Regions from separate parts of the Mus musculus genome. Here region 2 is linked to region 1. Evidence: chromatin contacts called from ENCODE POLR2A ChIA-PET data. All regions are on one chromosome and are shown on one strand. The core of a region is the stretch at or near the end of the contact, and the rest is flanking DNA. Distances in the headings are between cores, read along the strand shown.

Evidence for each region. ChIA-PET counts read pairs that join two places held with the same protein, here RNA polymerase II (POLR2A).
Region 2: POLR2A ChIA-PET joins it to region 1 with 35 read pairs in Patski. The contact joins the promoter of Src here to the promoter of Blcap in region 1. POLR2A ChIA-PET finds 5 or more read pairs at or near these places in 4 of 5 experiments (Patski and embryonic stem cell).

What each region holds. Positions count from the first base shown.
Region 1 is chr2:157,562,877-157,568,658 of GRCm38, forward strand. It overlaps Blcap (bladder cancer associated protein), which reads right to left and starts at 3,485. Exons shown (of 2, transcript NM_016916.3): 1 at 3,372-3,485.
Region 2 is chr2:157,421,243-157,427,024 of GRCm38, forward strand. Src (Rous sarcoma oncogene) reads left to right here and starts at 3,051. Exons shown (of 15, transcript NM_009271.3): 1 at 3,051-3,172.

The DNA.
Region 1 (5,782 bases), core at 2,235-4,734:
TCATACGGGTTAATTTAAGAATATAAAGCTATACCACAGATCTCTCTACCCAGGAGCCCCAGGAAATGAATGCTGGGCAAGAAGAGGGGGTGGTGGCTGGGACAATGAGCATGAGGTGTGGCTTGGCCCCTCCTCCACCAAGCTTAATGCTCCAGACCCCAGGATCACCCTAAGGCTGGCCATCCTGTCTTGATTTTCCAACCCTCCAGCTGGACACTCCCTCTCTTAGTTTTCTCAGTTCATCCCTAAGGGCCTTATCAGATCGATAGCTTGCCTTTTCCCCTCCCATTGCAGCAGGGAGGGTGGGCTGGCCCCTTAGTTCCCTTTCTTGGTTAGCCAGAGCTGTTCACAAGTGTCAGCTGACTGCCTCACCAAATGGTCCTGCCACCTGTTAAGCCTCATTTCTGGCTTTACCCGTCCCTGTCTCTGCACACCTGCTCCTATGCCAATGAGTTAGAAGGTCACCAGTCTCTCTTGCTATTTCCTCAAACTTCCTAGTCCTGGTCATCACATTACACACTCAGGTGCACAAAGCACCTCAAAGTTCTTGAACCCTGACCTGCAGATCCCCCAAGAAACCCTGATTTTCAAATCAATCACTGGCACCTCCCTCTTCTGCAGGGACTTTATAGTCTCATTCAGCACTAGGGAATTACGGGGGAAAGTAGCACAGATTTTGGTGTGGCCTTGGCTTTTCCACCCAGCCAGGTTGCTTTTAGTTCCCTACTAAGGTCCAGATGAGCCCCATACACATCAGAGAGGCGGGATTCCACAGGACTTGGATGTGAAACCCATTCCAAGGCGCGGTCTTCCTTAGCAGGGTAGATACAGCTGCTGCTAAGGCCTGAAGTCAGGTCAGGTCCTGTGCCTGCCCCGTAGTTACTCATCTGCAGTCAGTGGCTACCTCCTTTATGGTTAGAAACTTCTGTGGTTTGCCATACTAAACTCATTGAACCTTGAGTACATATACAACACAGGTTCCAAAGGAAGGTTGACTCTCCCCTTGGAGATCTGGAGTGGGGGGCCTGATGTCACTCTATTGTTCCATGTTCTAACGTCAGCCCAAATTAGATGCCAGCTGAGTACACAAAAGCCAAACCAGGGAGAAAGGAGTCTGGCTACTCTGGTCATAGCATATCCTGTGCCCATCCCTAAGCCAGGAGGCTACTACTGGTAACTCCAGGGCTTTCCAGATGATCTTGGTAAAACCTTTTTCTTCCATCTATTATCCAGCAGTGATGAGTGTAGGTGGAGTCTTCAAGGCGCCCTGGTGACCCTGAGAATGTGAATGTCTACTACCCACTTTCTTCTCCCACTCCACACCCTTTTGTCCTGACAGCAAACTAAACCCTCCAGAGGAGGCAGGAATGTGTTCGTGCCCTTTCTTTGTGTCAAACCTGCAAGCCTGATACAAAACCACCTTGTTTATACAATGCTTCCACAAGCTATGCATTAAAACATTTTATTCTCACATAAAGCAATGGGATGTGTCTTTATTGCAAAGTCCTTAGTACACAGAACTAAATATCCCTTTTTCTTAAAGAGGTTGCTACCTCCAAAGAGGAGCAAAGGTGGAGAAGGTGAAGTGGAACAGCTTTATGGGAATCTAGCAACACACGAGATTCCAGGCACTAATGCCAGAGAAGGCCTGACCAGCTCAAGCTCAGTAGGGTGGAGGTTACTAAGTACCAAAACTTTTAGAGATGTGGGTTCTAGGAGACTTTTAAGTCTATCTGTAAAGTAACTGAATTGTGACTGAAATGTATCTGAGGGACAGGACAGGAATTAAGATTTTTGGCTTTGACTCTGGGGCTGGCCAAAGACAGCTTAATTACACAGAGGTTTTGAAGGAAGCAGGCTCGCTGCTGACTCCTTACTAGATATCTACTTTCAAACTTGGATCGCTTCAGGAGCCAACATCCCAAAGGGCGAGCCTCTGAGCTGGCAGCTAATCTTCCCCAGGAGATTTAAATGTGTATACACAAACATAAGACTAATTTACCAAAGTCTCTTTTTTCAGGTGACCACTGACTTCTTCCATATGCCTGAGAGACAATGTTTGCCACAATCTTCTCTGGAAATAATCCTGTCCCCCTCCCTCCACAGGGCTCATACCACACCAGGATACAGATTCCTGAACATTCCCAGGGCAGAGCCAGAAGACAGAGAGGAAGGCAATACAGGGCTCTTGGTAAATCACACAGTCACAAGCTTGAATGGAATGCGTGTATTTCAAAGAGAACAAGTAAAAAGGGCAGCCTAACTCTCATCCCCCTAGAAATAACAGGTAAGAAGTTAAAGTGTTCTGTCAACAACTTTAAGATGACCATTTTCAGATCGAGAATTGATCTGGTTCCTGGAAACTGACCAAGGTTCCAGAAATCCAATCTTTAAACAGGAACTCTGGCCATTAATGAATCTTGACTTAAAAGAAACAAGCCAGCTCAATCTAATGCTTGCCAGGGGCACATAAAATGGAACTTTTTTTGGGTCCTGGCTTTGGTGTTGCAGTTCAGATGGCTGACAGGATGGCTGGACCATGTCAGACAGGGCAGAGCTGTCCCCAATATATCAGTTCCCTGAAAGGGACAAAGAAGATCCGAACCTATAAACAGAAATAACCTATAAACTAGAACGGGCCCCAGTTTCCCAAGTAAAAAGAGACAAGAGACTTAGAAGAAACCTAAAGGTGGTTTGGCAGAGAAAGGAAAAAAAAAAAAAAATCGACTGTCCCCATCCCCCATTCTTCCTTTCCAGCCAGGCACTCCGTTCCTTCTGCTGCCCTTGAGTGCCACTCCCCACAAACTGGAGAGGGAACCGGTGTCCAGACTCGACGAAAAGTTGGTGGAAGTGAGAAGCACACGGGACCCGTAGCAGATGGTCACCCTATCACTCCGGACACAAAAGAGAGCGTTCGGGGCCCACTTCTACTTTCTCCCCACACTCCTTCGGATAAGGGTGGGGGAAGAAAAAGAAAAAAAAAGGGGGGGGGGAGAGAAACTGAAGTGGCGAGGAAAGAGTGTCCAGCCTCCCAGAAGCTGAGCCCCTCGCCAAGGTCCGGAACAGAGGAGGTGGTGGTCGCGCCCGCCCCTCCCAGCCCCGTCCCGGGAGCGCGCTGACCTTGGAGGCCAGAGTGACAGCTAAGGAACCCCGGAACCCACCCAAGGGACGGGAAGGGACCACCCCCAAGGCCCAGGTTGGGACGAAAAGGGGAGGTCATCTGACGCCAGACAAGGGTGCGCCCGACCCCGGCCGCGCGGAAAGCCCCGGCGAGAGGCCAAGCGACGCCTAAGGTGACCCCGGAGGGCTAACATGGCGGCGCGGCCGCACCGAGCGCTCTCACCCTGCCCAGGCGGGCGACGCCACGATACCTGCGAGCCCCACCATGGCACTGCCGCCACTGTCGCCGTCGCCGCCGCTGCTTGCCTCCACCTTAGCTCGCCACCAACGCCGCAGGAGCTGGGGAGACGCCCCCTTCGTCTTCTAGTGGAGCGGTCCAAGGACCCCCGGTCCAGAACCGAGCTGTCTTCTGAGAACGCCTGACAAACTGGCTCAAAGCGAGGCTACTCTCAGACACTCTCCCCTCAGTATCCGCCACGAAATGTCCTTTCTGAGTTTTTAGTAGACTTGAATAAAATTATGGGGCGCTAAGGTCTTCAAACCCGTGGAATATTTGGTCAGGCGTATCTTAGGCAGCCCCGAACCTCCGGCCCATGGTCCCCTTCATGCATATGCAGCAGATTGTGATTCTTACTCTTTGAGAGCTCCGCGGGCGAGCGAGGTGTAGTTACGCTGATGAGCGTAACTCCGCAGAATCCTTAGCACCTTGTGATTTGTGTACTTTGGGAAAACTTCTCGTGGCTCAGATCTGGCCCTTCAACCACGGGCTGAGGACGTGCTTCCTCCTTGGTGAGGAAATGGCTTGCCCCAGGCTTGTTAATGTCTAGATGAGTCAGTGTGGTCACTTACTAGCTTATTAGCCACGTTCCTGACCTCATACTGTGCGCAAGCGCAGTGCTAGAGGCTAAGGAGGTACAATTCTACTCCTGACCCCAATTTTCTCAGTCACCAGGGTGAGAGTGAGTGTCGGGGGATAGTGGAGAGACTACCACCCAGTAACCACTTGTAGTCGCACCAGTACATGATTTGTAATTAGGCATCGTGGAAGGCACTAGGAGGCAAAGTAAAGAGAGGAGAAATGAGTGGAATCCTGGTGTCTGGAGTGGGCGAGGGTTGGGGCCGTCTTAGGCATATTGAGTTTGTGCATTGTGTGAGTGAGGGGTCTTGTTCCAGACATGGAGGTGACAACCCTAAGGGTGGAAGGTGAACAAGGAATATGACAGGTACCTTGGTCATGAATTTGAATTTTTGTCTTGAGAGACATGGGAAGCTATGTTCTTCGAGGCAATGAAAAGAAATCTGGGTCTCTCCGAGGCCATTGACTTTCAGGGTTAGAAAACATGAAAGTGAGGTTTGGGACAGGAAGCCAGTTAAGCAACCAGAACATCTTTCCAGACACAAAGTCATGGTGACTCAGACAGGTAGTGACTAAGGGAGCTAGAAGAGATCATATCAAACTGGGTGCGGGAAGCACATACTGAGGCACAGGCATTGACTCCTAAGCTGTGGCTGTAGGGATGAAGAAGAGGTGAAGAGCCCTTGGCCAGGGTGGAAAGGCCCGAAGACAGGCTGCTAGGGGACAATCAGAAGTGGGACAGAGAACTCAGTAGCGGAAATGCCTGGGCACACCGTGGATGGAGAGAGTGGACCTGTATAAGGGCTGGTGGGCCTCCCTCAGCACACGGGTCTTGGTAGTGTCTAGAAGCCAAGGGGATCCAAGGCAGGAAGGAAGGAGGCCAATGGTGATCTAGGGAGGAGCTGGGAAAGGAACTGCAGAAGCGGGGTGCAGCAGACTCTCTTGTCCCTACTGCCACAGGCTGGTCCATGAAGCAGGGGTTCCGTGGAGTGGAGCTGGCTGGTGCTGACTCACGTGGGAGACTTTGGACACCTTGGATTCGGGAATGAGATGGCTCTGTAGCCTGTTCTTCATGTTGCCTCTCTCTCTCTTTCTTTCTTTCTTTCTTTCTTTCTTTCTTTCTTTCTTTCTTTCTTTCTTTCTTAACAGTAAATTACTGCCTTAAAAAGGAGGGGCTGGCGAGATGGCTCAGTGGTTAAAAGCACCGACTGCTCTTCCGAAGGTTCTGAGTTCAAATCCCAGCAACCACATGGTGGCTCACAACCATCTGTAATGAGATCTGATGCCCTCTTCTGGTGCATCTGAAGACAGCTACAGTGTACTTAGATATAATAATAAAAAATAAATCTTAAAAAAAAAAAAAAAAAGGAAATGAGTGGCCGGGCGTGGTGGTGCACACCTTTAATCTCAGCACTCAGGAGGCAGAGGCAGGCAGATTTCTGAGTTTGAGGCCAGCCTAGTCTACAAAGTGTGTTCCAGAACAGCCAGAGCTACACAGAGAAACCCTGTCTCAAAAAACAACAACAAACAACAACAAAAAACAAAAACAAAAAAAAAAAAAAAAAGGAAATGAGTGGCGGATACATGGAATGGCTTGGTGTCTCAGAGGACCTGGGTTTCTTCCAACACTCTGTTATCCTTCAGTTCATGGGCACAAGATGATCCCAGTTCCAGGTGTCACACCTGAGCGGGGATGGGTTGAGACCACAGCGGGTTGGGCTGTGACCCTCATGTTTAATTGCTTATGAGTCCTTTACCTGTACCTGGTTTTCTGTCATCTAACAACAGAAGAAAACAGAGGGCCAG
Region 2 (5,782 bases), core at 1,801-4,300, 140 kb before region 1:
CTTTAGGCTTTTACCTCTATAGAGGAAGGAAGGGTCTGAAACGGATCACTATGTACAACCAATGCTTTAAAAAAAAAAACAAAAAACAGCGTCTATGTCGTGTGTGCACAAGTGTGGAGGCCACAGCAGGCCGTCCAGGGTCTTCTCTGATTGCTCCTCATCTTATTCCCTTGAGTCAGGGTCTGCCACTGAACCGGAATCTCACTTTTTGGGCTAGATCTGCTGGCCAGTGAGCTCTCAGGGTTTGACCGTCTCCACTCTCTAGTCTGGGGTTTGACGTGCGTGGCCATGCCTGGCTGGAGATCCTCCTGTTTGTATATCAAGTGCTCTGACCCACTAACGCATCCTCCATTTCTAGATGTCCTGTCTTTTTTGACAATGTCCACACAAGGAGAGTTTGCCAAAGCTGGGCAAGATGGCTTCTACCTGTGTCTTCACGTCTGGGAGGCTGAGACAGGAGGATTGTCAAAAGTGTGAGTGAGGCCAGTGTGAGCTACAGAGGGAGACTCATCTAGGGGTTGGAGGTTGGGGCGATGCATTAGTGTTTAGTGTTGGGATGTTCCGAGTCTGGCCCCGGACGCTTCATAGTACTGATGCACAGACATGAAGCAGTAAGGTGCTGTTTTACTAACACAGAGCAAAATAAGGTACATGATCATCTGTCTGCCAGGCCAGACCAATATCTCTCCCATCATATTCTGCAATGGGGATGATCGTTCCCATTTGAGTGGTGAGTAACTAAGAAGGAGGAGAGTCAGAGTCAGTGATAGGAAGGTTGGAACTTGTCCTCGTACAGTCTGTGGATGCCACATCACTGTGTTTTCTACAGCCAGCTGGCCAGTGACCACTCTATACTGGGCATAGGCCAGGCCATGGCTCCTGCCCTCAGGGTACAAACAGACACACCCAGAATGGACTTGGGGTTGTGTCTCTATCAGGGGTGTGTCTAGAAACGTGTCCTGGAGGATATGGCCCTTACCCAGGATCACGAAGGCCTGGGAGGGTGGAGGCTGGTGGTAGGGGTGGGCATTCCTGGTAGGGGTTACAGTCGGAAGCCCGGAGGGATGGTTAACAACAAAGAGTACTCAGAAAGTTCAGTAATGAAACCCTTGTGCTGGGTGGTTCTTCTGAGAACCTCTGATGTAAGGCTGCCCTCAAGGAGGGCACGTGTGAGGGAGGCTGTGTCTGCAGCAGAGCCAACAGCACTCTTCCACGTAAGACTGTGAGGACTTATCAGTGCAAACCTACCTCGTCTCTCTCATGGAAGCCTTACCCACTGGGCAGGCTGCTGGCATACTGCGGCTCAGGGGGAAATAGCATACGTTAGGTCATGCATATATTTGCACAACGGTGGAGCTCCGGGTTCAACCTTAGCCTGTCAGTCTAAAGTTTATGCTTTGAAGCTCTCTGTCTTCTCAGCTCTAGAACCACCCAGACCTTTCCTGTTGAATTTCTGGGGACAGATGTAGTGATACATTTGGCAAATAGTTAACCAACTCTCTGGAAGGAAAAACTAATGGGTTCATTGTCACATTTCTCCCCATTTCCAAGTAGAACGTACTTCCTCTGAGGCTGACACCAGGTGACCAGTCTGACATCACCAAGTATGGCACAGGGAAGGACACTGCTCAGTAAGTGCTTGCAAGCCGTTTGAGAGCCAGCCCCAGTGCCTCACAGGAAGAGTATCCACCCTCCCCTCCCCTCCCTCAGCCCAGAGTGGCCAGTAAAGGCCATTAGACAAATCTTAGGCATGGAGGAGGGCGGAGAAACCTGCTCCTCCAGCCAGAGCCTGCCCAGGGGAGCCCTGGGAAACTGCCGTTAATCTTTAAGCAAGCCCTGCGAACAGGAGTGGCTGGCTAGTTTGCCCGCTGTTCATGAGAAACCCTGAGCAGTCCCCGTGGCCACAGTGGGCTACCCTGGCCCCACTTGCTCTTGTCAGTGAGGCCCTCAGATCTTCAGCCTGGCCCACTCCTTCTTCACAACAGAGGGGGCTGGAACAGGAAGCTAGTGGACAGAACACACCCTGAGGCACCTGGCCTAGATGTGACCTCAGATCAGTCTGACTCAAAGCTTTGCCCTTTCCTGGTCTCCTGGGAGACATAGCTGTACCCTGGGGCTGGAGCCTCTCACAATCTAGGATGATGGGGGACTTGCCCTTTGGGAGGGATCTTTGCCAGAAGCCCAGGCCTGTGCCACATGAACCTCAGTTTCCCTGTCTGTGAGATGGAAGCACTTTCAAGGAAGGAACATGGAGATGGTTGATAGATGGTCAGGCCCATCTTTCCAGAGTGAACGGGAGGAGTCAAGGATGCTCCTGGACCCCCAACGGGCAGCGCTAGAACCTGGTGGTCTTTGAGACCAGCCTGAAGCCACATCTCATCCCGCTTGCCCCATTTTTCTTCTCTACTTCCTGTCCGGTTGGTTCTGTCATCCTCAGTGGCTGGCAACAAGCACACTGCCCAGCAGATGCACACGGTCTCCTTATGCATTGAAAGTGAATTTAGGCTTGGCCTAATTGAGCTGGGCCCCGCAAGTTCCTGCCCTCCATTGGCAGAGGCTGGAGGCTCCGCAAGTTCAAGGCCAGCCTTGGCCACATAGTGAGCCACTGTTTTGCCTTTTGATACATTTTAACAATACTGCCTCTCCCCCTCACTATTTCCCTGTCCCTTCGGTTCCAGTCTCTGAGGATTAGAGACACTCAGGGTCAAGGCTGGTGTGGCCAGTGCCTCAGTTTCCGGACAGTGCTAGCCACCGGTGCGTAGCTCAGGTAGCTAGGGTTGAACGCTAACGTGGTCCCGGGAGGCCGAGCCCGGCGCGTGGCGTGGGGTTGGGGGGGCGCCCCCGCGGGCGGAGCTGCGGGGGGTGGGGGGCTGGGTGCGGGAGGCGCGGGCCCGGCTCGCACAGCAGGTCTCCCGGGTCGCCGGCGGGGCCCGGGTCCGCGCTTCCTCCTTTCTCCGGCTCGCGGCGGCCGCGGCCCCTCCTCCCGCGCGCTCCCTCCCCCTCGCCGCCGCCGCCGCCACCGCCGCCGCCTCCTCCCTTTCTCTCGGTCTGTCTCTCCGGGCCCGGAATCCAACCGGCCGCCCCGCCGGAGCGGCCAGGCCGCTGCCCGCCAGCGCCGCGCGCCCCGCTGGGGTCCGCCCGGGCGCGTCCGGAGCTCACGGTCGCCGTGCAGGTGAGCGCCCCCGCCCCGCCGGCCCCGCGCCCTGCTGCGGGCTCCCGCCCTGCCCACTCTACGCCGCGGCCCGCGAGCTGCCCGCCGCGGCCTTTTGTTGGGATGCGCGGGGGAGGACGAGCGGGGTGCGGGGGGCACCGGAACGCGGGGACCCTCGGCCGCAGAGTCCCCTGGCTCGGTTAGGCCACATTTGAAAACCCGGCCGATCGGCGCCGCCCGCGATCGCGGCTGCTGGGCCTGGCGCCCCCGGCCCGGAGTGGGCGGTGGGGGTGGGGTGGGCGTTGGGGAAGGGGCACCTGGAGGGCCACACTACCTCCTTAGGTCTCACTGGGGCCTTGGGTAGGGCCTAGTGCTGCTGGTCTGGAAGAAACAGGGCCACCCTGTCCTCGCCCCCCATCCCCCCCAACCCCCAGCCTCGCCCCTGCGCAGGCCCAGCGACCGATGGACTCAGAAGTTGGCAAAAGTTTTGGGGTTTCACTACCGCCACCAGGTCCGCTTGCCCACCCAGGCAGGTACTGGAGGTGAGTTTGTGCCCCCTACTACGACCCACCACCACTTGTGCCTTAGTTAGCTCTCTGAGCCAAGGCCCTCCTCAGTGGTAGGTGGGCTGGTTGAAGGGTGGGGTGAACAGAGGGGACTCACTCTGGGTATCCATCCCATAAACCTTTGAGGCATTCCGATTAGAAAGGTGGACAGAGGTGTGTGAGGCTTCTGGGACCCTGAGGTCTTCCCGGCTTTACAGACTGCCCAGTGAAGGCAAGTGGTGTTGGGGTCATCTGGGTATAGGTCAGATTTAGTTACCAAGGTGGACACGGGGGCGGGGGCAGGGGCGGGGGCAGGGGACTCTTCCAACCTTATGGAGTCCAGGTGTCTAGGTTTCTTGTTTTCCTGAGTGACCTGAGCCAGGGACCGCCCCTTGGACTATTCACATCAGTGACTATTCCCTGCACTTCCGCAGCCCAGGACTTGGCATATATGGGGGGGCGTGCTCAATAAATGAGTCCCATCCTGGAGCTCGCTCGCACAGGATGGTTGAGGTACCTGTGGCACAGCTGCCTGCAGAAGCGGGTAACTCCGTGCTACAAAGGGTTCCCTTTGGCCTCAGTCCTCTCAGGGAGGATCGATCAGTTGGCTTGTGAGGTAGCTCGGTGGTAGAGCACAGGCTCAGCTTGTTCAAGGCCCTGGTGCTAGCTGCAGAACCACAGGAAAGAAAATGGAGCAGTTATAACCAGAGCTGCTGATATCCAGTGAACGCCTCCCGGGGTTAGCCTGGTCTGCAGCTGCAGAGGAGGATATAGCCTTCCTGAGGAGCTGTCTGGCTGCCCTTTAACCCACCGTGACGGTGAAGGGTGTGTAGTTTTAGATCAGGCACAAGGCATTGTTGGAAGTTTCCCTCCATATCTCTCGCACCTGGCAGAGACATAAGGCCCTACTGGAGATGAGGTGTGTCTGGGTGAGGTAACCTTTCCACAAGGGAAGTGATTTACAGTGTGTCACCTCTCAGCTGACCTCCTGTCTACATCATGGGGCACACACTAATGAGTGCTAGGAGTGCCATGCTCCCTGCTCCGTCCCCTCCCCCTAGTCTCTTGTTCATCCTTGTTCATCCCAGCCTTAGGGCAACCCTAATCTCTCCCACCCCACCTTCCTCTATCTCCTGTGTCCTTTTCCCGAACCCCCTCTCCCCCACCAGCCTCCAGCACATAGGCTGGCTCCTGTTTGGGGCTTCTTCCCTGATTGTCATCTGAGGGTGGGGGTGAGGATAGGGTGTGTCTCGCTCCCCTAGCCCCCCAGGAATCTCGGAAGGACATGGTTAAATGATCTTTGTTCTTGCTGTCCATCTGCTGACTTTGATCGCGCATTGAGCATATACTATGCACCAGGGCCTGGGAACTTTGTTGAGCAGCTTTGTGGTAGGAGGAGCAGACAGCTTCCTGGAGGAGGGGCTTAAGCTGAGTGAAGCAGTGGCGGGCCAGCCAAGAATGCAGCTGGGTCAGTGCTCTTCCTTTCTATTCAGAAGGTCATCTGCCTGGGGACTTGCTGGGAAACTGTGAGCAGGTCTTTGACTCCTAGAAACTGGAGTGTGGGGGATAGGCCATGCATCAAGCAAGTGGCCAGATAAATGAATATATACTCGTGGCTGTGATAAAGGCAGAGGACTCTTGAAGGAGGAATTTAGGGGGCGTCTGGGCATGAAGCTAGGGGAAGGTGTGCCAGGCAGAGAGAGGTGTGTATGTGCAAAGGCCCTGAGGTGAGGGGAGGTGTATAATTGTTGTGGGGAACCAAAGGGAGAGCTATGAGATAGGATGATCCAATGGGGCCGCTATCAATAGGACTGCTCCCTATGAGGGCCCACTGGAGCCTGGAGGAGGATCTTGGCCTCCAGTTTTTACATAGGGAGCAGGTGGGTATCCTCTCTATGAACCAGATTAAGCTGGAGGGCAAGGTACACAGCTAATGGAATAGATGTGCAGTCTGGACTTGCATATTCTGTGGGAGCCCTGATCAGGTCTCAGAAGGAGGAGGAGGAAGAGGAGAAGGAAGAAGAAGAGGAAGAAGCTAGGTTTAGTAGGAGTTCAACCCAGAAAGCCAGAGGCACTGAGAGCCCAA